Linked DNA regions of Homo sapiens: all the other regions are linked to region 2. A link is a contact called in ENCODE Hi-C or POLR2A ChIA-PET data. All regions are on one chromosome and are shown on one strand. Each heading gives the region's core, a stretch centred on a gene start or an enhancer-like site at or near the end of the contact. The rest is flanking DNA. Distances are from core to core; before and after follow the strand shown. Region 1 holds the start of MAP2K7 (mitogen-activated protein kinase kinase 7). Region 2 holds the start of ZNF414 (zinc finger protein 414). Region 3 overlaps PRR36 (proline rich 36). Region 4 holds the start of XAB2 (XPA binding protein 2). Region 5 holds the start of ZNF317 (zinc finger protein 317).

The links. A loop is a pair of places that touch in the nucleus more often than their neighbours do. ChIA-PET counts read pairs that join two places held with the same protein, here RNA polymerase II (POLR2A). Pooled maps may share reads with other maps.
Region 1: a loop to region 2 is called in a map of gastrocnemius medialis, with 2.8 times the contacts of the local background. The contact joins the promoter of MAP2K7 here to the promoter of ZNF414 in region 2. A Hi-C loop is called at or near these places in 2 of 168 maps with a recorded cell type or tissue (PC-3 and gastrocnemius medialis), 1 of 37 single-sample maps with no recorded cell type and 5 of 50 pooled maps.
Region 3: a map of CD8-positive, alpha-beta T cell shows a loop between it and region 2 (8-fold over the local background). The contact joins the enhancer-like site here to the promoter of ZNF414 in region 2. A Hi-C loop is called at or near these places in 1 of 168 maps with a recorded cell type or tissue (CD8-positive, alpha-beta T cell) and 5 of 50 pooled maps. POLR2A ChIA-PET finds 5 or more read pairs at or near these places in 1 of 52 experiments (activated CD4-positive, alpha-beta T cell).
Region 4: a loop to region 2 is called in a pooled map, with 21 times the contacts of the local background. The contact joins the promoter of XAB2 here to the promoter of ZNF414 in region 2. A Hi-C loop is called at or near these places in 9 of 50 pooled maps.
Region 5: a loop to region 2 is called in a pooled map, with 9 times the contacts of the local background. The contact joins the promoter of ZNF317 here to the promoter of ZNF414 in region 2. A Hi-C loop is called at or near these places in 2 of 37 single-sample maps with no recorded cell type and 5 of 50 pooled maps. POLR2A ChIA-PET finds 5 or more read pairs at or near these places in 4 of 52 experiments (CD4-positive, alpha-beta T cell, HEK293, HepG2 and 1 more).

Annotation. Positions count from the first base shown.
Region 1 is chr19:7,902,535-7,905,234 of GRCh38, forward strand. It overlaps MAP2K7 (mitogen-activated protein kinase kinase 7), which reads left to right and starts at 1,343. Exons shown (of 11, transcript NM_145185.4): 1 at 1,343-1,534. The coding sequence starts at 1,411. LOC124904630 (a long non-coding RNA gene) reads right to left here and starts at 980. Exons shown (of 2, transcript XR_007067121.1): 1 at 887-980; 2 at 1-215. RefSeq lists enhancers at 620-1,197, 1,846-2,385 and a silencer at 1,555-1,904.
Region 2 is chr19:8,512,717-8,515,416 of GRCh38, forward strand. It overlaps ZNF414 (zinc finger protein 414), which reads right to left and starts at 1,451. Exons shown (of 8, transcript NM_001146175.2): 1 at 1,328-1,451; 2 at 313-625. The coding sequence starts at 1,330. RefSeq lists a silencer at 1,152-1,461.
Region 3 is chr19:7,868,395-7,871,094 of GRCh38, forward strand. It overlaps PRR36 (proline rich 36), which reads right to left. Exons shown (of 6, transcript NM_001190467.2): 5 at 1,321-2,700; 6 at 325-1,150. The coding sequence ends at 639. Among named protein-coding and RNA genes, the nearest start is that of PRR36, 4.6 kb to the right of the region's middle. RefSeq lists enhancers at 448-1,209, 1,709-2,003 and a silencer at 624-1,563. Within about 2 kb of position 1,262, at least 24 of the 41 ENCODE cell types and tissues checked have a DNase peak (open chromatin) inside an H3K27ac peak, as active enhancers do; they include CD8-positive, alpha-beta T cell, where a contact is called at or near this core.
Region 4 is chr19:7,628,095-7,630,794 of GRCh38, forward strand. It overlaps XAB2 (XPA binding protein 2), which reads right to left and starts at 1,451. Exons shown (of 19, transcript NM_020196.3): 1 at 1,383-1,451; 2 at 56-204. The coding sequence starts at 1,433. It overlaps PET100 (PET100 cytochrome c oxidase chaperone), which reads left to right and starts at 1,699. Exons shown (of 4, transcript NM_001171155.2): 1 at 1,699-1,766; 2 at 2,479-2,565. The coding sequence starts at 1,740. It also overlaps a transcript of STXBP2 not described here. RefSeq lists enhancers at 1,363-1,482, 1,743-1,792.
Region 5 is chr19:9,138,996-9,141,695 of GRCh38, forward strand. ZNF317 (zinc finger protein 317) reads left to right here and starts at 1,402. Exons shown (of 7, transcript NM_020933.5): 1 at 1,402-1,597. RefSeq lists enhancers at 1,065-1,164, 1,215-1,424.

The sequences.
Region 1 (2,700 bases), core at 93-2,592, 610 kb before region 2:
TTTTCGTATTTCTAGTAGACACGGGGTTTCACCATCTTGGCCAGGCTGGTCCTCTCCTGACTTCGTGATCCATCCGCCTCGGCCTCCCAAAGTGCTGGGATTACAGGCGTGAACCACCATGCCCGTAACCTTTTATTTCATGTGACCAAGTAACACCCGTGTGCCAGAATCAAGGATGAGTCTCATGTTCTCAGAGCAGAGGCACAGAAGGCTGCCTGGAAGACGGAAAGGTAAAGACCTCAGCTATAACTCTACACTTGTGTGTGCTCCACCCACAAATCGTCACCAGAGGAGTTCCGACAAGCCGGTAACTCTCATCCCAAAGTGTTCCCTCGTTGGACCAGAAGCTGGAAGGGCACTTGGCAGAGTCTGCCTGGCCCTGGCCACCTCCCGGGTGTCCGCAAAATCAGAACTTCCTTCTCGCATCTAAGAGCAGAGGGAAGCCGCTCTTGGGGGGATCCCTGGGTTCCAGATGGGACATTTCCCCAGCACCCGTCGGACCACTTAAAGGAGTGGTTTAGGCTGCCGGGGGCCCAAGCACTGGCACCTAACCCCAGCGCCCCTCCTCAGATAGGAATTCTCCACGTCCAGGCGCTGGGCTCACGTTCCGGGTGCGAGAGAGATAAGGGGGGTGTCTTGAGGTTCTATGTGGGTCTGGCCAACAACTCTGGCCTTGACCTTGGCCCCGTCGCCGAGGGCAGGGGTCACACCGCTGGGTTCCCATGGCCGTCCCCTCCCCCCTGGCTTCGGCCAACTCTGAGCCTGCTGGGGCTGGCAAGAAGGGAAAGGGCTCTCGACGGAGCCTAATTACGGTGAGGAGGCGGCACCCCGCTGCCAGCAGGAGGCTAGGAGGTAATTAAGCACAAGAGGAATCCTAATAAAGCACCATCAGTGAGGAAGGCATTCCGAAGGGACGCCCAAGCCGACCGTGAAAAGCGAGGAGGCTGAGGCTGCACCGCCGTGGAGACCAGGGATCGACTGCCGCTTTGGGAACGAGGTTCCAGGAATGCGCATGCGCAAAAGCCACGCGGGCGAACACGGCTTCGCCTCGCTAAGCATGCGCGCCGTTTTCCCCGCCCACCGTCCTCAGAAGAATGGTGTTTCCTCGCAGCGCCTCTCTCAGGAGCGATCGGGAATTGGCGCATGCGCACTACGGTGGTGGTGGCGACGAAGGCGGGGGTTGCACGTTGCCTGCCTCGAGCTCTAGGTGGCGTCATCCTTCGGGCTGAGCCGAAGCACGCACGCGCGGAGGTTCGCACGCGGAGAAGGGCGGGTGCGCGCCGCGGGCATGCGCGGTGCGGGGCGAGACGGCGGCTCGACGGGGTCATCCGGGCGCAGGCGCAGTGCGGTGTTTGTCTGCCGGACTGACGGGCGGCCGGGCGGTGCGCGGCGGCGGTGGCGGCGGGGAAGATGGCGGCGTCCTCCCTGGAACAGAAGCTGTCCCGCCTGGAAGCAAAGCTGAAGCAGGAGAACCGGGAGGCCCGGCGGAGGATCGACCTCAACCTGGATATCAGCCCCCAGCGGCCCAGGCCCAGTAAGCACGGCGGCGTGGGGGAGGGGGCGGGCGGGCGGGGCGGGGCGCGCGCCGCGGGAGGCCCCGCCCCCACCACAAGGCCCCGCCCCCGCTTCCGGGGCGCTCGCTCTCCTCTCCGCCCCCCCCGCTGCGGGCTCGCGGGGCGAGGGTCACGGTGACCCGGGGGGCGTGGAGCCGGCGAGCTCCGGGGGGTTCGCACCCTCAGGGCTTGGGAGCCCAGTTCCCGGACCCAGGCGAGGCCCCCAGCTGATGACCCGCCCCCATCGCCGTGATCCTCTGGGTCGGGCTTCCCCGACTCCACGCGACAGTGACCACATCCAGGTCGCCCCGAAAACACAGACACGTCCCTGTTGACCTGATGCTACCACTCTCGTCATCTCAGGGACTGTCTGGCGCCCCCCTCCCCCGGCCTGGGGGCTTGTCAGCCCCGTGCAGCGACGATCTACGCACACGCGCACGCCTGGCTCGGGGACACCTGAGGTTACTTGACCACATAGAGCCCCTCCCCATCTCTTCTGACCCGAGGATTCTCCCTCTCGCTCTCCCTGTGACCGTGTCTGAGGTGGGGGGACGGGAGGGGGTCCCTTCTCCCCCTCTTGGCGACAGTGACCATGGCATTGGGCTCAGCAGACCCCCTCCCACATACACCAGGCCCCGCAAATCCCTGTGACCAGTTTCACTGCCACCATCTTGGTGAGCGTGTGGTGTCTGACCTCCAGAAATGCACATCGACCCCCAGCCAGCCCGGTGACTTTGTCACCTGTGTTCAAGTGATGGCTCCCCTTCCCTTCACACCCACACCCACCTGACCTGGGGACACCTGGGGCCAGTGTGACTCTAGGCCTGCTCCCGCCGCGCCCCAGCATACATCCACCTGCTTTCTGATCAGTCCCACCACCTCGGTACCTACCTCCCTGACACCTTGTCATCCTAGATCAGTACCTCTCGCTTCACACACACCTGGCCTGGGAACACTGACCATATCTAGTCTCCCGGCTTTTTCCCCAAGATCCTGGTCTCTAAATCCTCTGGGCTGGAGGAAATTAGATTTTCAAACCCTGTGAACACCACCCCTGACCCATGATCCTTTTTGTGTCTTTCTTGACCCAGTAAAATTCTCTCTTGTCTCCTCTGATGTGACCTTCGTAGTTTATTTAGTTCTCTCT
Region 2 (2,700 bases), core at 201-2,700:
GGACGCACAGAACAGTGGTCACTGGTCCCTTCCTCACTAGTGCTGTCCCTGACCCCAGGGTTCTGCCCCAGAGAAGCAAATATGATGTGCTGGGGCCTTTACTCTCTGCCTACCACAACAGACTGGTCTGCCACAGTGCAGGGGCTGGACTGGCCAGGCTCACCATTGGAGCCACAGCCTGGCATCCACCGGCTGCTCCGTAAAATGATGAGTGGCATCCCTCTAGAAAGGCCCTGAGGTTAGAGATTCTCTACGTCTCGCTTCTATTGTTTCAGGGACTGTGATTCCCCAGAAGACCCCATCACAGATCACCTGGAGGTGGGCGTCGTCTGGGAGGCCGCAGGTCCTCGCTGGTCCCGGAGACTATGCTGGTCAGGCCAGGGCTGGGTCCGGGGCCAGGCTGGCAGCTGTCTGGGGCTGGGGAGGAGCCCTGCTGCATCCCTCCAGCCCCTCCACGTTCCCACACTGGCGGTGTGGCTGCCTGCTCAGGGCCTGGCTCCTCCGACATGGAGGAGGAAGGGGCTGCAGCTGGCACAGCCGGGGACAACACCTCCTTGTCGGTCTCACTGGAGCTGGGCTCTGCAGTGGCCAGCATGTCTGGGATGGGCCCTGAGGGTTTCTCCTCCTGGTGGAAGGAAGAGGCGGAGAGAACCCTTCTGGGCTCTGGGTCAACCCAGTCGGCCCCCATCCTAAGGAATCACCAGCAGGAGAGGATAGGGGAATACGTAAGGGTGGACTAAGCTCTTTTTTTCTTTTTATAAAGATGGGGTCTCGCCATGTTGCCCTCACTGGTCTTGAACCCCTGGTCTCAAGTGATCCTCCTGCCTCAGCCTCCCAAAGTGCTGGGATTAGAGTCGTCAGCCACTGCACTGGCCCGGATTGAGCTCCTTATGCATACGGGAGAAACATCTGCTCTCCTCAACTAGGATAGGTGGGAGCCCCAGTATGCACACAAGCGTGGCCTAGAGGGAGTGGGCGGGGCCAAGGCTACGGAGGCGGGGCTATGGGCAGGCATGGACTGGGAAGATGCTAGAGGAGCTAGACATGGATTGTCTGAGGACCGAGACCGGCCGGCCTCGAGCAGTGTGGACAATCTTGGAGGTGCTGGGGGCCCGGATGTAAGAAGTTTAGGGGCGGAGTCCTAGCCTGACGGGCGTGGTCCATTCCGGGCCGGGCCCGGAAGTAGGGCGCTCTCCGAGTGACAGCCAGCGGCGGACGGGTGCCCGGATGTGGGGGCGGGGTCGGCCGGAGGCTGTAGGCGCGACAGGGCCGCTCCCCGCCAGTCCCCGCAGCTCCGCCGCGCCCGCGACCCCGGTGCCGCGCTCACCATCTTCGACACGGCTCGGCCTCTTGTTTCTGCGGCTCCGGCGGCTGCAGCTTAGGCGGCGGCCACCCTCTGGGCAGTGCGAGTTCGCGCTCACGTCAGCGCCATTTTCCACCTCTCAGCTCTCGCGAGACTGGGGGCGGGGCCTGCGCAGGGCGCTCGGAGAGGGGGCGGGGCCTGAGGGCAGAGTCACCCTGGAGCTCAGGTCGGACGCTGGTGCAATCTTGCTATCTATCCCCGGGCAGTCAGCGCGCACTTCAGCAGACTCCGTGCACGGAGATCCGGGATGACCTCGCTGTCCTAGTCTTCAAAGTGGGCACCTTCATCCCTCTAGTCTTGTCCCAAGATCAGCCCTGGACAGGCGATAAACAGCAGTTCTTTCTTTATATTTTTTATTTTTTTTTGAGACAGAGTTTCGCTCTTGTTGCTCAGGCTGGAGTTTAATGGCGCGATCTCGGCTCACTGCAACCTCCGCCTCCTGGGTTCAAGCGATTCTTCTGCCTCAGCCTCCCAAGTGGCTGGGATTACGGGCGCCCACCACCACGTCTGGCTAATTTTTTGTATTTTTAGTAGAGACTGGGTTTTACCATGTTGTCCAGGCTGGTCGTCACCTCCTGACCTCAGGTGATCCACCCGCCTCGGCCTCCCAAAGTACTGGGATTACAGGCGTGAGCCACCGCGCCCGGCCAGTTCTTTATTTTTTATAGTGTTGAGACAGGGTCTTGCTCTGTCGCCCAGGCTGGAGTGCAGTGATGCGATCATAGCTCGCTACAGCCTTGACCTCCTGGGTTCAGGCGATCCTCCCATCTCAGCCTCCCGAGTAGCTGGGATTACTGGCGTGTGCCACCATGCCCAGCTAATTTTTAAATTCTTTTTAGAGACAGGGTCTCTCTGTGTGTTGCCCAGGCCGGTCTCAAACTCCTGGGCTCAAGCGATCCTCCCGCCTTGGCCTCCCAAATGTTAGGATTGCAGGCGTGAGCCACCTCGCCTCCCCTTGCACTCACATTTTAAAATGGGGAAACAGCATCGCTCGAGCCAGGGACGTCGAGGCTGCAGTGAGCGTGATGGCACCACTGCACTCCTGCCTGGTCGAAAAAGCGAGACCCCCATCTCTAAAAGTTAAATAAAAATGGGGAAATAGTAAATCAACAAGTGCAAAAACAATCTTTTGTCCTATTCAGAGCAATGAAGGAAACAATGAAATGTCGAAGTGATGGGTCAGGGAAGCCACTCTGAGGAGGTGACTTCGGAGCTGTCTCCAGATGATCAAGGAGTGAGCTGGTGGAAAGCCCGAGGAGCAGGGGGCTCTACCGGATAGCTGGTGGTGATGTCCTGGAGTGGGGCAGGACGGGCTTATTTTGGTCAAAGAGCAGCGA
Region 3 (2,700 bases), core at 12-2,511, 640 kb before region 2:
CACGCACTGACTCATCCACTCGGGCGCACAGCCCCTGCCAGGCCCCTCCTGCACCGAACGTTTCCACCAGAAGTCGGATACCAAGAAGCCCAAGTTCACACACGTGGATGGGTGCGCGGCACCAGATGGCCGGGACTCGGCATGGCCCCGCCCTAGCCCCACCTGGCCTGCCCCTTCTCTCCCAGAAGAGGAAAACCGCACTTTATCCAGAGCTCCAACCGGTTCGAGCACAGCCGCCAGCAAGGCCTTATCTGGCCTGGCCCCCCGCGCCGCTCAGCCTGCTGGAGGCCCCCAGCCCCAGTCCTCTCTGTGACAGCGAAGGTGTGCAAGTCCCAGTGTCCCAGTTTTATTGCAAACTCAGGCTGTGCGGGGTGGGCAATACACTGCACACGGGGCGGGACTCGGGGAAACGGGGCGTGTCCTAGGCCAAAGGGGCGGAGCTCGAGGGGCGGGCCTAGGTCAAAGCTGTGGGTAGGTCCCGAGCCTCCGAGGCCAAAGGCTCAGGCTCTAGGGAGCTAAGACTAATCCACCCAGCGGGGCTCCAGGGCAGTGGAGGCGGGGTCTAAAACAAACGGCGTACCCGGAGGGGCGGATCCTAAGGCAGGGGTGGGGTGTAGCAGGCGGGGCTGTGGTCTGGCTCAGTGGAAGGTCTCCACCTCCACCACGGTCCAGTCACCCTGCGGGGAGGCCACGTCGTCCGGAGAGAAGCTGGTGACCGAGGTGATGCTGGCACGGGACTCGTCCAGGGGAGACAGTAGTTCGGCCCAGCGGCCGAGTTCGGCGTCGCTGAGTGCAGCCCGGGCGCCCCCTGTGACGCCACCACCCTCCGCACCTCCTGGGCCCCCGCCGCTGCCGCCCGCGGCACCCTCGGCAGCCGCCAGCAGCAGCGTCCGGCTCAGCAGGTGCTGCACGACGCTCGCCTGCAGCGCCCCCAGTGGCAGCTCGCCCAGGCGCGCCTGCTTCGGGCTCCGCGAGGACGCCCCGGCCCCGGCCCCAGCCGCCGCCTTCCCACCGCTCGTGCCGGGACTGGGCCCCGGATCCAGTGCGCCAGGGGCGGGGGTCGCCGACTCGGGCCCTTCAGTCTCGTAGATGGTGCACAGACCGTCAGCAGAGCCCGGTCCGGTAGCGGGAGGCCACGGCAGGGGCGCACCTGCGGGGAGAGACGCCAGGTGGGCCGTGGGGGTGATAAGCCCCGCCCCTGCCTCAAGGTCCCGCCTCCTTGTCTAAGCTCCGCCCCGGACCCAGCTGTCCCGCCCCTGAGCTGCGAAGCCTCGCCTCCGACCCCGCCCACAGCCAGGCCGGGTCTGGGGTGCCCCTTACCTGGGGCTCCGCGGAAAGCCAGCGGCGGAGCGGGGCCTCGACTCCAGGCAGCCGGGTGGCAAGCGGCGAGCTCTGCGTCGGGGGGCGGGGAGGCTGCGGCACCGCCCTCGGGCCCGCTGTCGTAGCCACGCAGCTCCTCTGGCGTGCTCGTGGCGCTGCTGCTGTGGCCGGCCAGGTCTGGGCCGCTCAGCGTGCTGGACGGGCTGCGCGAGGGCGGCGGCGGCGGGCCGGGGGCCAACGCCAGGGTCAGCCGTGGGCCCGAGACGGAGGTATCCGGACCCGGGGTCGGGGGGCGGCGTGGGGCCTGCAGGGTGGGTGAGGCAGGGGGAGAGGGAGGGACCTGCAGAAGGGGCGCTGCCAGAACAGGTGGGGCCTGTGGAGGAGGCGTGGCCAAAGGAGACATTGGGAGTGAGGCAGAGGGTGAGAAAGGGGCCTGCCCAGGGAATGAGGCAGGCGGAGAGGGAAGGGCCTGCAGAGGAGGTGTGGCCAGAGCAGGTGGGGCCTGTGGAGGGGGCTTAGCCAAAGGAGACATTGGGAGTGAGGCAGGGGGAGAGGGCGGGACCTGCAGAGGAGGAGCGGCAAGAAGGGGTGGGACCCGTGGAGGGGGCGTGGCCGAAGGAGACATTGGGGGAGAGGCAGGGGGAGAGGGTGGGACCTGCAGAGGAGGCGCAGCGAGAGGGGGTGGGGCCTGTGGAGGGGGCGTGGCTGAAGGAGACATTGGGGGAGAGGCAGGGGGAGAGGGTGGGACCTGCAGAGGAGGTGCGGCTAGAGAGGGTGGGGCCTGTGAAGGGGGCGTGGCCGAAGGAGACACTGGGGGTGAGGCAGGGGGAGAGAAAGGGGCCTGCACTGGGGGTGAGGGAGGGGGAGAGAAAGGGGCCTGCAGAAGGTGCACTGCCAGAGCATTTGGGGCCTGTGGAGAGGGTGTGGCCAAAGGAGACAGAGGGGGTGAGGCAGGGGGAGAGGGAGGGGCCTGCAGAGGAGGCAAGGCCAGGGCAGGTGGGGCCTGTGGAGGGGGCGTGGCCAAAGGAGACAGAGGGGGAGAGGGCAGGCCCTGCAAAGGGGGTGAGGCCAGAGCAGGTGGGGCCTGTGGAGGAGGCGTGGCTATGGAAGAGGGCGTCTCCGGAGGGGGCGTGGTCAATGGCGAAGGTGGTGCTTGCAGAGGGCATGGGGCTGGACAAGGTGGAGTCTCCAGATGGGGTGTGGTCAGGGGAGCAGAAGCTGTCTGCAGAGGAGGCGGGGCTAGAGAAGGTAGGTTCTCCAGAGGGGGTGTGGTCAGGGGAGCAGAAGCTGTCTGCAGAGGAGGCGGGGCTAGAGAAGGTAGGTTCTCCAGAGGGGGTGTGGTCAGGGAAGCAGGAGGTGTCTGCAGAGAGGGTGGGGCTA
Region 4 (2,700 bases), core at 201-2,700, 880 kb before region 2:
AACTGGACCAGGTGGGGTGGGGGCTGGTGGGCAGGGCAGCTGGAGCCATTCCCACCTGCAGGGCAGCAGCTTGAGTGCCCGCTCGTATAGCTGATTGAGCCTGGGCTTCGGGGCGCCCTGTTTGAACTCGATGTAGCGAAGCCAGCATTTGACAGAGAATTGGTTCCGCATGATTTCCTCCTCATAGGGGAGGTCCTCTTCCTCCTGCCAGGGCCAGGGAATGGGAAGAAGAGAGGCCTACCCTCAGAGCCTGTGTGCAGCACCATCCCACTGCTGGGGCTCAGGTCCAAACTCCGGACTTTTACCTAGATCCCACCACCCACCAAGGAAGTCAGGTCACCAGATGCCCAGGCACCAAACCAGATGCCCGACACCAAGACAGTGGCCCAGACCTTTACCCCTCAGAATTCAACTACCCAAAATCGAACCCAAATCATCAGACTTCTCAGTCATTAGGGCTCTGGGCCAGGAATGAGTCCGCATCACCACTCGCTTTCTGCCCCAGATGGTCAGACTCCTTAGATACCAAGGCCCTGGCCCAGATGCCAGTCCTGGACACCAGACCCCACTTCTTCAAAACGTGCCTCTTCCCAGACACCAGGCCTTTGGCCCCTCAGACTCCCACTGTCACCATCTGACCCATCTCCACCCCAGGCCCAGATGACCAGATCTTTACCCCAGCCACCAGGGCTCTCAGGTCCAGATTCCAAGCCACTAGCCCCGCCCCCAGGATCCCACTAGCCAGCGTCTAGCTCAACTCTGCCCCAGAAATTAAAAGCTAGGCCTTTATCTCACAGGAGGAGTTATACACCAGAAGCCAAGCCTTTAACTCTGCACACCAAGAATCTGGTGAAGATGTCACGCCTCTACTCCAGAGAGTAAGTATTTCACTGGCCATCGCCTGACAAGCTCCACATCACCAGGGTTCTTCTAGCCTGGCCACCACCCCAGAAACTGTCATGCTGCAGTCCAGGCCTAGAGACCGCTATCCAGAAAACCAAGCCTTCATCCCAGAAACCAGAACCCTGGCCTCGTAAGCAAGCCTTTACTTCAGACACCGATCTTCACCTCTCAAGGTTCAGTTATGCGATCTTCCTCCTCTCCCATTCCCTGCACGCCCCCATTTCCGCCCCTGGTTCGGGAGGCTAGACGCTTCCCTTCGACAGTGGTTTTCTACTCAGACCCGAAGATACAACACCATATTTTTACTCCTGGACAGTTCGGTGCGGACATGACGATCCGGTCTCTGGCCCATTAGGGTTCCCAGACCTTGGCCTGGCAGTTTCGGCCTAAATCTCCTTGCCGACCCAGCCTCGATCCCCTGCGGCGTCCAGGTCCCAATGCCCCAACGCAGGCCACCCCCGGCTCCTCTGTGGACTCACGAAGACAAGGTCCGGCCGCTCGGGCCGCGAGAGTCGCGCCATCACCACCATTTTTCTGGATGCCCAGGTACAGGAGAGAGTCGCGCGCTTATGACGTCTACCACTGACGGCCCGCCCCTCCGAGCCAGACCCGTTTTCTATTGGTTAAATCATTTTTGACGGACAGGCCCACGTTATTGACTTCTTTTCGACGACGCCAGCGACCGGAAGCAGAATAGAGGCGCCAGAAGATGCGCCATCAGGATACACATTGGCCAATCAGCTTCAGCAATGGAGCGTGCAAAACACCAGTGAGCTTCTGTCTTGCTGGAGGGTCGGCTTTGGGCGGAACTGGCTTTGTTGACCGGGAGAAACGAGATGGGGGTGAAGCTGGAGATATTTCGGGTCAGTGGACACAGGAGTGGGTTGGGAGGCTGGGCAGGGGATCTTCCTGGATCTGAAGATGAGGTTGGAAATGGGGGGACTTCAAAGGAAGAGGGAGCTCCAAGGAGAAAGCTCTTAAGATTTGAGAGGAACCTTTCTGGTTGGAAATCCAGGAGAGGGGACGCTGGGCTGGGGGGGTTCTCGGATTTGGGCTTCTGGGTTTGGGGGCTGTGAGAGGGCTGGTCCGAGGAAGGACCTCAGAGAGGGGTGAGCTGAGAAGGGGGCTCTAAAGAAGGAAGACTTAAGATCCTGGGGGAGCTCTCGGGCTCGTGGTGGGTGGGTGTCTATGACAGGGAGATTCCTAGACTTCGAGAAGTGGAGTTGAAGAGTGACGCCTCCTGGGTTTGGGGGTGCTCCCGGGATCTTAAGTGGGGATGGGTAATGAGGTCTCGAGGAGATGCTTTTGATTGTAGCTGGGGCGTCTGTGTGTCTGTCTGTGTTTGAGAGGAAGACTCCAGCTCAGAGGGAACTTTCAGGAATGAGGCCTCCTGGATTATAGGAGTTAGGTTTTAGGGTGCGAGGTTTCTGTACCCTTGGTGGGAGTTCTGGGATTCTTGGGTCGGCCGTAACGAGGCGCTTCTGGACTCTGCAGTAGGATGGGTCCCCCAGGCTCTGAGGAGCCTCTGCACATTGCTTGGGGGGAGCTCACCTCACCCACCCTCTGCCATTCCAGATGATAATCTACCTCACTTTCCCTGTGGCTATGTTCTGGGTTTCCAATCAGGCCGAGTGGTTTGAGGACGATGTCATACAGCGCAAGGTGGGCATAAGAGGAGTGTTTGAGGGTTCATTCCAGGGGTGGGAGAGGGTGTGGGGCAGCAGTCTGCTGGGGACTAATGTCTGCCTCCCATAAGCCGACCCTGCCCTGATGTGGGGCTCTGGAGGCCTTTGGCTC
Region 5 (2,700 bases), core at 152-2,651, 630 kb after region 2:
TATTACATAATAGATATTCCCATTATGTTATATATCATGTAATATATTATATGTAATATATGTATATAATATACTATATGAAATACATATTATATATTATATGTATTATTATATGTATATATGCTATATATTATGGTGTATATATTATGTATTATGAAATATATATTACGTTATGTAATATAGATTATATATTATATATGAATATCTTATATCCATATATATTCCATACATACATTTTATATGTGTGTGTATATATATATATACGCACCATGGTCCATCCCCTCAATAATATATTTTCCAAAACCTCAAATTTCCTTCTCTCTGTCTTTTATAATACCTGCCCTGGATAATACTAACCATCTGTCTCTCCTGCCTATATAATTCTGCCCCTACTGGTTACATGGGAAGCCTTGGTTTCCTAAAGTGTTGAGATTACAGGTGTGAGCCACTGTACCCAGCCTGATTCTGGAATTTTGTATATGCAGACTCCTCCTGCTAAAATAATATATATTATATATAATATATATTCCATAATATATATAACATACATACATATATTATTTTAGCATATATTATATAATATACGGTAATAATACACATAATACATAATTATAATAAATATGATATAATATATATTCCATTGTATAAAACATATAATATATATAACGGAATATTATTCAACCTTGAAATAGAAGGAGGTCCTGACATTTATCACAAGATGGGTGGACCTGGAGGACATTACGCTAAGTGAAATAAGCCAGACACAAAAAGAAAAATATTGCATGACGTCACTTACATGAGGAACTTTTTTTAATCAAGAGAGACAGCTCAAATACACAGAAATAAAGAATGAGGCAGTTGGGGAAGAAAATGGGAAGATGTGGGTCAAAAAATACAAAATAGCAGATATGCAGGATGAACACCACACAGGTGATGGTGATTTTACGCCCTTCCCAAGGTGTCATTCAGAGGCACGTGGTCTCCATCTGACCCTCACTGGTGATATTGATTTGATCACCTGGTCCAGATGTTGTCCAATTTCTTCGCTGTACAATTTCTATTACTTTTTCTCCATTCCAACATACGAGCAGTTTATAGAGAGGCATTTAAGGCAATTCAAATATTCTGCTCGTCATGCAAATGTCCCCCAGTTGTGTCATGTAGATGACAATTCTTGCCTGATTCAACCTTTACCACTACGATGGCTACAAAATGCTGTGGGTTGTGGTTGAAAATTTGAGTCTTGAGTAGAAATTGGAGAAATATGCTGGACCGTCAGATTCCACCGGGGCACGGCCGCCATGCCAATCCAAACTTCAAAACTACAATTCCCAGCATCCTCTCCGCCCCGCTTCCGTATTAGACGCCGCCAATGAAGTCCCGCGAGAATTGGAAGGCGGCAGTGAAGCGGAAGCCATTACTCTCTGGAGTCGATTGCCCCGAGACACATGGGCCAAGGAGGGGTCAGCGGCGAATTCTTTCGGCCTGTTGGGGACCCCTCGTGTCCCCACGCCAGACTGGACCTCCCGTATGAACTTCTCTTCGCATCGGCGGCGGCTTCCGTCACCTCCGCTCCCCCGATCCTATTCCCAGTCGTGTAAGCCCTGCTTTCCTTAACCCTTCTCCCCCTCAGTTCCAGGGGTCACGGGAGGCCTATCTGGCGGTGAGGACTAAGAGGGTACGAGGGTCGGGGGCTAAAGAGCTAGGCATCCAGACGAGGGGTGCGTTTAGATCTCGCGATCAGCGATATGAAAAGCTGGGGACGCGAAGGATAAAATTGGACCATTGCAGCTAGTGATGAGAGAAGCATTGGTCACCTGATCCTGAAAAGCCCTAAGTCTCTGGTGGGGGCGGAAAAGCCCGGCTGAAGTGAATTCAAGAGTTTGGGGGCAGTTCAGGAGATTGGGGGGCGTCAGGATTTGGACATCGCGAGGAGAAATCACCTTCTTTCTGCGCTGTAGTCAATTTTATCTCGTGAATGTCAGCACATTGGTGTTCTTATTAGCACTTACCTTGAGTACCTTTTATATTTTTAATTTAAGACCTTCTGGTTGCACTTTTTTATTTATTTTAATTTTAGTGGACTCTTGTAAATAGCCTATATGTATATTTACTATTCAGTTCAACATTTTGTTAATTAACTTGAGTTAGTCCAGTTATACTTATCGTGATTATTAATATTTTCCATTGAATTTTACCGTCTTATTTTGTGGTGTGTCCTTTCCTATGCACATATTTTAACACTGGAAAATAGGACATACATGCAAAAAAAGTATGATTACACACACACGCAGACTTACACACACTTAAAAGGACAACAGTAAAGCGAATTTACAAACCAGGCCAAGAAAGAGATTATTAAATCTCAGAAAGCTGTGTGCCTCTTCTAAACTGCATCCTCCTCTCCCACCAATACTGTCTCCGTGGATTTGACTGCGTATACATCTTTTCCAGAAAATATATTTCCTAAATTTTGGTAATTATTTGTGAATGAACTCAGGCGCTTCAGTATTTTTGGAAACAATCTTTTTCTGTATTGATTCAAGCACACCTTTGTAATTTAGAGATTTCTAAATATCTTGTAGATGAAGTACTTACACCTAGCCATTCTTTTTCAGGAATGTCATGGCTTAAATTCTAGTCAGTTCACCAAATTCCACATACTGGACTTTTGTTTTCAAGTTGTGGTGAATCTATATT